Linked DNA regions of Homo sapiens: region 2 is linked to region 1. The links are chromatin contacts, found by Hi-C or POLR2A ChIA-PET in ENCODE. All regions are on one chromosome and are shown on one strand. Each heading gives the region's core, a stretch centred on a gene start or an enhancer-like site at or near the end of the contact. The rest is flanking DNA. Distances are from core to core; before and after follow the strand shown.

Region 1 (4,298 bases), core at 1,234-3,733:
CACACAACACGCACTACCCTGTCACCTAGGTTCGCCTGTTGTATTGCAGCACTGCTGTCTCTCTTTACACATGTGTACACGCCTCTCTCTGAAACACACGCCCACTTCCCCTTCACCTAGGTTTGCCTGTTGTTGTATTGCAGCACTGCTGTCTCTATTTACACATGTGTACACACCTGTCTGTAACAGACACGCCCACTTATCCTTCACCTAGGTTCACCTGTTGTTGTATTGCAGCACTGCTGTCTCTGTAGATGTGTACACACCTCTGTCTATAACACACACTTGTATATTTTCTTTGGCTGAGCCCTTTGAAAGGAAAACTCCAGCATGCATTTTCTAAGAATAAGGATGTTCTCCTAATACAGTACCATTGTTCAAATAAGAAAATTAGTAAAAATTCTATGGCATCCTTTATCTGGTCCACATTTAAATTTACTCAGTTCTCCCCAAAATGTCTTTGATACTTTTTTTAGAGCTAGGATTTAATCAGGATTCTCTCATCACATTTAGATATTATGTCCTTTGGCTTCTTTTAATCTAGAATGGTCCTTCCCCCATTTTTTGTTACTTTTTAGGATATTGAGTTTTTTGGTGAAGAATCCAAGCCTGCTCTTTTGCAGAACGCCCCTCATTCTGCATTTTTCTTATGACTTCCTTTAAGTGCCCCTCTGCTGTGCTATTGGTGTGCTGAAGCGCTCCTGCAGTTAAGATGGCGTCTGCAGGTCTGCCTGCCAGAGGTGCTCTCCTGTTTCAAATAGCGAAGCGACACTATTCTATGGATGTTAATTCCCCAGTGACCTTTCCTCGGTCCAGGGCTTCAGCTCATTGTTACGCTGAGTCCTGCAGAAGGGGATCTTTGTACTTCTGTCTACACTGGTTAGTTGGCACTGTGTTTTTTGAGTATTAGCGAGCATAGACACCTGCACTTTGTTGGTGTTGGTGGTTGTGATCCCTGTGGTTGCTTTGGTTTTGGCTTCTGTGATGCCCCCCCCCCCCGTGGAACCTGCAGGGCCCTGAGTGCCACCATCCTGGCACAGCTCCCTGCCCCAGGCTGGGAAGACCCAGCAGCTCTCACTGCATTGACTCTGGTCATCTGTATGGAGCACAAAAATCTGTCAGAGCTTTGAGAATTGGGTGAAGAGGGTAGTTTTGTGTCTAGAGAGCAGGGCAGCTTCCTATGTGCTTCTGATATGGGGGTTGCAGGGATAGGCCAGTGTGCCCTGCTGTGCCTGTCCCCTTTGAGGGCAGGATGGAAAGGCCGAAGAATTCTGTCCAGAGGAGGACGCAGTGGAGCCAGGGCTTGGTGAGTTGCTGGTTTGTGCCAGGCACTGTTGGAGCCCCTGGCATCACCCCAGTTCAGAGAGAGAAACTGAGGCATGAGGAGGCCAGGTGGTTTGCTGAGGGTTTGGCTCTAGGGGGTCATTCCAGAGCAGTCCCTCCTGGTGCCTTCAAGGTGCCTCTTGTGTTATTTAAGACCCTTCTAGTCCTGTATTGTCTCTGTTCAGTTGCCATATTTAACTGGAAGATTTTATTTTTGTTTTGTGTAAAAAGAAAAGTTTTTGTATTTATATCACCAGAGTTGATTGCAAGTGCATGTTTTCGCTTCTAAGGCTGTTGCAACCGTGTGGTCTTGGCCATTTGACTGTGAAGTGAAGTCAGTGCTGGTGGCATCTTTAAAATATCTGCTTAGGCTGGGCGCGGTGGCTCACGCCTGTAATCCCAGCACTTTGGGGATCACCTGAGGCTGGGAGTTTGAGACCAGCTTGACCAACATGGAGAAACTCTGTCTTTACTAAAAATACAAAATTAGCCAGGTGTGGTGGCGCACGCCTGTAATCCCAGCTACTTGGGAGGCTGAGGCAGGAGAATCGCTTGAACTTGGGAGGTGGAGGTTGCGGTGAGCCGAGATCACGCCGTTGCACTCCAGCCTGGGCAATGAGCGAAACTCCAAACTCCGTCTCAGAAAAAAAAAAATTCTGGTTAATTTGTGGTACATTTTTGCAGCTAGTGGATACATGAAACAATGGTAGTTTTTTAGAGAGCTGTACTTATGAAGAATGTAGTAAGTGTTATGAAAAAGTTCTTACTAATGTGGACCTATGAATACAGTTTCCTAGGGTTTATGTCTTCCTATTGGAATCAGGTGTGGGGGTAGAGTAAGGTGGAGTGTGTAATTCCCGTGTGCCCTTTCTCCCACATGGGTCTTCCAGGCTGTAGGCTGTGCTTCCATTCACCTGAACCACGGGGGTGAGGTGAACGTGGACCAGACCTGCCCGGGCCATGCTTACTCAGATCGTTTACGCTTTCTTTTTTCTTACTCAAATTATCATGAACTAGCGTATCTTGTTGATGTGTACATCCAAAAATACGTTTTGAAAAGATCTCTCTTTGGCGCTAATTTTGTTGCTGTGTCGGGGCGAGTCCGCTGGGCTGTTGGACATTGAGCTTCCCCTCACCGGCCTGGCGGTTTCTCAGCTGTGCGCATGCAGGATGAGGGCTTGGTCAGCAGGTGGAGCCGTGGACGCCTTTATTGAACACAAACTCTTCCTTCCTGACATCAGATCAGCTGTAAACCTTTAGACGTGCCTCATAATGAGAAAAGCAGGAAATGAGTCATTTTACAAAAATGTTTCATCTGAGGTGTCTTCTTAGTAACACTTGCCTTTGTCTCCGGCATGGGTTTTGTAGGTTCGAGCCAATACGACAAATAAAACCTACAGAGTGCGTGATCCTTACAAATGTGTAGAGCTGTGCATCCGCGCCACAGCACACCAGGGTGAGGGCCTCGCAGTGCGGTTTAGGTCCTGAGATGTGCGTCCGCGCCCCAGCACACCTGGGTGAGGTCCGGGGTGCGGGTTTAGTTCCTGAGAGGAATGGCCAGGTTGTGTGTGTGTGTTCCGTTTGGTCACTTGTCTGGGACGTTCTGAACATGACTTGTAAGAGCACACCCTGGGTCCCCTGCCTTCCCTGCCACCATGTCATTCTGAGGGACCCTCTGCGCCGGGGGCTTCTCTGCAGTGGCCACGGCATCGCCAAGGACATCCGTGAGCCTCCGATGGGTGTCCAGCGTGTTAGCGCCCAGACCCACAGGGCCTGGCACCCTGATAGGTGGGAATGTTGGCCCAGGGCCGGGCCTGAGGCCTGCAGGACTGCCTGCTCATCCGGGAAGTAGCTCTGCCGGTTTTACAGGGTGATCCTGAGTTCTTTTCACTAGTTCTTTTCCTGAGCATTGAAAGCAAAAGTCAGACATGTGTTCTTAGGAAGTTTGCTGTTCTTGTTGATGTAGGCTGGAAAGTTATATGCATGGTGTTTTTAGTGATACCCCTTAAACAGAGGCAGTATTTCTTCAACATGTGTGACTAAAAATACCCTTTCTCACATAATTTATATTAACATGATGTGGAATGTGCTTTTCAAAGTTTTATCTTAGGGCGTATTTTCACTTGTAGGAACTAAGCGTAAATTCTTTAGTATAGTATGTTGGAATCTAATGTCTTTTATAATGTAAATAATTAACTGTCTAGTTAAGGTGAATTGCTGTATATTGGGTTTTCTTAAGGCAAGAAGTAGCTCTAAAGGCTTAAGGTAACTGGCCCAGTTTTGTGATCCAGTTTCCAGGAGAGATTTTTCCCCACTTTCTTTTTTTTCTTACTGTAATCCCCATACTTTTACTTGCATTCTGTGCCTTTTTGAAAGACTGGAGTTTGAGTTCCAATGCTTCACTGTAAGAAAGAAAAGTGTAGCGAAATGGGTCCCCTGAAACGTGTGGTCATTACCTTTGCTGGATGGGGATGGAGCTCCGTGCTGTGAGCTGCTGAAGGCTTTGATCCTACGTGTTTAGAAGGACCAGTCACCTTTTCCTTTTGATGTGTCTTATTTCTTTCCACTCTGTGTTGTGGCATCTCTGTATTATAGCAGGAATTTTACCATGATAGTACTTAGTTGGCGTAACTGTGTGGCTGTTTTTATTTGACTGTTTGTTAGTGACCCAGCGTGTACTGATTTATATGAAAAGCAATTTTAGATACTTCATATAGCAGAAATGTGAAGTTGTAGTATGTGTTGTTATTAGAAATAATAAAAAGGCTTAATTTGAAAATTTCAGTGTGTCACAGGAATTCAGCTGTTGGTGGCTATTTCTCTCTCTCTCTTTTTTTTTTTTGTGAGACGGAGTCTCGCTCTGTTGCCCAGGCTGGAGTGCAGTGGTGCAATCTCGGCTCACTGCAACCTCCACCTCCTGGGTTCAAGCGATTCCCCTGCCTCAGCCTCCCAAGTAGCTGGGACTGCAGGCACGT
Region 2 (4,233 bases), core at 10-2,509, 50 kb after region 1:
TGACACAATCTCCGCTCATTGCAACCTCCACCTCCTGGGGTCAAGCGATTCTCCTACCTCAGCCTCCTGAGTAGCTGGGATCACAGGTGCATGCCACCATGCCCGGCTAATTTTTGTATTTTTAATAGAGATGGGGTTTCACCATGCTGGCCAGGCTGGTCTGGAGCTCCGGACCTCGTGATCCGCCTGCCTCAGCCTCCTAAAGTGCTGTGATTACAGGTGTGAGCCACCGCGCCCAGCCTCCTTCACTTTTTTTCAAAAGCGAGAGCACCCTCATGTACACTGGGAGCTCACTTGAGCACCTTGGTGCTTCACCAGTGAAGGAGGGCTTGGGAGCCGCTTTGACCGTCATTAAAATAGCATTTCAATGATAATACATCAAAAATGTAGTAATATGAAAACTGAAAAACTCCAGTGATGTTTCAAAGCAATGCAGTTTAAAAAAACCAATTCAATCCATTAACCAAAATAAACTTGGGGGAAACAACGCATTTTCTATGCTGGCAAGCAGATGGCCAAGACTGCGTCTGTCTGGGGTGAAAATGCAGGTTGCATCCTGTAGGAAGCCAGCATAGGGACGGGCTGCTCACCTCCCAGGGCGGCAAGGCAGCCGCTGACTCCAGCAGGCCTTGAAACCTCCCCTGCAGACGTAAGAGCATCGTCTCAGGCAGCGCGGCCGCCAAGGTCTCACTGTATCATTCCAAAGCGGGCGAATTTCGAAACATCCAGCTGCTGGCAGCAATAGCAGAACCCACCATGAGGCTCCAGGCATTCGGATGCCGCCAGCGAGGCCAGCAAGCCCACCTCTCCCTGAGCTGCAGTTCGGCTTTCTTCCTCCACAAGCAGGGACGTGGCTTCAGGAACCCGCTGGAGGAGACAAGGGGCCTCCGTGGTCTCAGCCCTCGCTTTGCGCATGGGCTCTGGCCTCGGCACCTGGGCATCTCCATCCTCCCGAGGGCAGTCGGAGGCTGAATGTCTTCAACAGGAGCACAGGCAGGAGAGAGAGAGCTCAGATGTGCTCGAGGCCGGGGTCCACCCCTGTTCTCCTGTGAGAGGGAGGCTGTGAAAATCCAGGAGACAACATCAAAGCGTTGTTTTCCAACACACTGGCCTGCGCGCCCTACGCTTTATGCAGATGAGGGATGGCGCAAGCACAGGCCTGCGCGCAGGGCTTTAGGCAGATGAGGGATGACGCAGGCACAGGCCTGAGCGTCGCACGCTTTGCGTAGATGAGGGATGGCGCCGGCGCAGGCCTGAGCGTCGCACGCTTTGCGTAGATGAGGGATGACGCAGGCACAGGCCTGAGCGTCGCACGCTTTGCGTAGATGAGGGATGGCGCCGGCGCAGGCCTGCGCGCCACGCGCTTTAGGTGGATGAGGGATGGCGCAGGTGCAGGCCTGCGCGCCTCACGCTTTATGTACATGAGGGATGAGGCAGCACAGGAATTGGCACAACCTGAAGTCAGCTCTGCAGCTTTCCAAGGTATGAATGCCCGGGGAGCCAGCGCAGACCCCAGCACACCCCCTGGGCCCAGTGTCCCTGGAAAAGGACATTTCAGCTGAGCTAGGAAGGCTGAGAACAGTTTCCAAAGATACCTGTGATTCAGGTCTCCATTTGTGTCCCAAATGAAAGCGAGTGAAATGAAATATATATATATATAGTTTTTGAGGTTTTGACAGACCCTAAGTCATAGTAGTTTAAAGTAGACAAAAACTATTTTCCTCCCCAATGTGAAACTGTTTTAATTAGTGAGGATTAGTTTCAATGGTGAATGATAGAAAACCCCAAATAATAGAGGCCAAAACCCTTGCCATTTGGAGTGTCGTCAGCATTTCAGCAGGAGATGATGTAAGTCACAAGCCCGGGCTCTCTGGTCAGAGCTTGCATTTTGACAAGATCTGCAGGTGACTTATAGGCATGCTAAGCTTTGAAATAAAAGGGGGGTTTACTTCTCTCTCATATTTAAGTCTGGAAATGATCTCCCAACACTCAGTATTTGCCCCAGGAAGTCAGCAAGCCAGGATTTTTTTTTTTCATTTTCCAGCTTCGTTCTGCGTGTCCTGTACTCAACAGTCATCTCATGCTGCAGGGTGGCTGCGTGTGCTCCGTACATCACACCCATATTTCAGGTAGGGACGGTTCCCGGAGGGTGCTCAGCACCATGCCGACTACTGCTGGCTGGCACGTTCGCACGTGGCCATGTCAGCTCCAAGGAGGATGCTGACATCCTGCTGGCTGGCACGTTCGCACGTGTCCATGTTAGCTGCGAGGGCCATGCCGACATCCTGCTGGCTGGCACTTCCACAGGTAGCCATGTTAGCTGAGAGGGCGATGCCAACATCTTGCTGGCTGGCACGTTTGCACGCGGCCATGTTAGCTGCGAGGACAATGCTTCTGCAACTTTTGGTTTCTTCCCTTTCATCCTCCCACCCCTGACCGTTTTTGCCTGGGAGCAAGTGCCTAATAAATTACCTGCACTCAAATCTTTGGCTCAGAGACTTTCCGAGAGAACCCAAGCTGAGGCAGACAATGAAATCAACACTACCAGCCACTTAGCTGCCAGCTGGGTGGAGAGTGGGCTGCTCTTCCAAGACGCTTTTCAGCCTCTGAAGGCTCATTTCCAGAAGGTCCTGTCTATCTGGGCTACTTGCTTCCAGAGCAGTTGCATCTGGCTGGATAGCTAATGAGCGATAAGGCCTGCAAACCTCAAGCCACATCTTTAAAGATGAGGGCCCTGATGTTCCACAGTGTGCGACGTTACTGGGGTCCAGCCAGTTATGTTCTGGGAGCTGCCTGAATGAAAATCAATTTGTTATTTTAGTTGGTTGGCTTGTTTAAAAAAAAATTAAATAACAAGAAATAAGAAAAAACGTGCAATGGCTTTGAGGTAGAACAGAAAATCCAGTGAGCCCTCTCTGTGCCTCTGGCAGAAGAAACTGTGAAGATTTGCATTTAGAAAAACGCCTCCTCAACTTTGGCGGCACCTGATGGTTCATGGTTCCTAAAATTAGAAAATGCTAGAGCCTTGGTTCTTTTTTTTTTTTTTTTGACGGAGTCTCACTCTGTCACCAGGCTGGAGTGCAGTGGTGTGATCTTGGCTCACTGCAACCTCCACCTCCTGGATTCAAGTGATTCTCCTGCCTCAGCCTCCCGAGTAGCTGGGACTACAGGCGCCCGCCACCATGCCTGGCTGATTTTTGCATTTTTAGTAGAGATGGGGTTTCACCATGTTGGCCAGGATGGTCTCGATCTCTTGACCTCGTGATCCACCCGCCTTGGCCTCCCAAAGTGCTGGGATTACAGGCGTGAGCCACTGCGGGAGCCTTGCTTCTATGCGAGTATTTCGGAGACAATTAGACAAACATCCCACAGCCCCATTTTGAAGCCTGGCATTGTGTTGGCTGCAGTGAATTCTGGGGGTGGAGGTGGCTGGAGGGAAAGAGTTGGGAGTCTTGTTTTGTTTTGTGTTTCCTGGAGAGTTTTGGGTTCTGCGGGATAATATGTGCTTGCAGGTGCAGCAGGAGTAGCATTCTCATTTCTCACGGCAGTTCAGTCCCTGAGCAGACGGGAGAGGTGAAATAGAAACACACATTACAGAAGGGACATGCTTTCTTAAGGGCACGGGGACCGTGACACATTGCTTTGATGAACGGTGATGGAGTCACACATGGGGAAATTCAACATGGACACACCAGTCTCGCTATGGAGACATCTGTGTTGTATGGGAGCTAATGGCTTTGAATGAGCCCATATTCATTTTTCTAGCAGTTTTGATACTAACATAAAGAGAGAATGTGTGTGGACAGAGGAGGCTGTCCTGCACGGACTCTGGGTGTACTTTGTGCCAGTGACATTTTGTTCCAGAGTGATTTTGCTTGTTCCAGTTTTTCTGAAAGGAAAGCTTCCCCACAGTTTTGGGGACTGCTGTTTGTCTCATGCCACATGTGAGGATTTGTGGGGTCCACAGTCTGCGACTGTGCTGTCCAGCATCGATTCCATTCACACTGGTTCTTACTTTCAAAGTCTATTCTGTTACAGGGAGAAGACTGCACATATAACACAGCTCTGCATGGAAAACCTTCCGCCTGGAGGGGTGGCTTCCTAGAGGTGTGGCGTTGCCCTCTGTCTTGAACAGGCTGTGAGCCGTTTTGTCATTTGGGGTTTCTAGATGCAAACAGCAGAAGCTGCTGGCCAATTACCAAAGGGAACGTGCTGTTAGGATATCAGGGCCTG

The links. Hi-C counts contacts between places; a loop is a spot of excess contacts on that map. ChIA-PET counts read pairs that join two places held with the same protein, here RNA polymerase II (POLR2A). Pooled maps may share reads with other maps.
Region 2: a pooled map shows a loop between it and region 1 (2.5-fold over the local background). The contact joins the promoter of LINC00200 here to the enhancer-like site in region 1. A Hi-C loop is called at or near these places in 1 of 168 maps with a recorded cell type or tissue (CD4-positive, alpha-beta T cell) and 5 of 50 pooled maps. POLR2A ChIA-PET finds 5 or more read pairs at or near these places in 1 of 52 experiments (A673).

The regions. Positions count from the first base shown.
Region 1 is chr10:1,107,753-1,112,050 of GRCh38, forward strand. All of the region lies in intron 11 of WDR37 (WD repeat domain 37), which reads left to right. Among named protein-coding and RNA genes, the nearest start is that of LINC00200, 50 kb to the right of the region's middle. RefSeq lists enhancers at 1,917-3,116, 2,434-3,016, 2,491-2,640, 3,017-3,597. Within about 2 kb of position 2,484, at least 6 of the 41 ENCODE cell types and tissues checked have a DNase peak (open chromatin) inside an H3K27ac peak, as active enhancers do.
Region 2 is chr10:1,158,509-1,162,741 of GRCh38, forward strand. It overlaps LINC00200 (long intergenic non-protein coding RNA 200), which reads left to right and starts at 1,260. Exons shown (of 3, transcript NR_015376.2): 1 at 1,260-1,482; 2 at 2,045-2,129; 3 at 4,039-4,233. LOC105376344 (a long non-coding RNA gene) reads right to left here and starts at 1,254. Exons shown (of 3, transcript XR_930535.3): 1 at 756-1,254.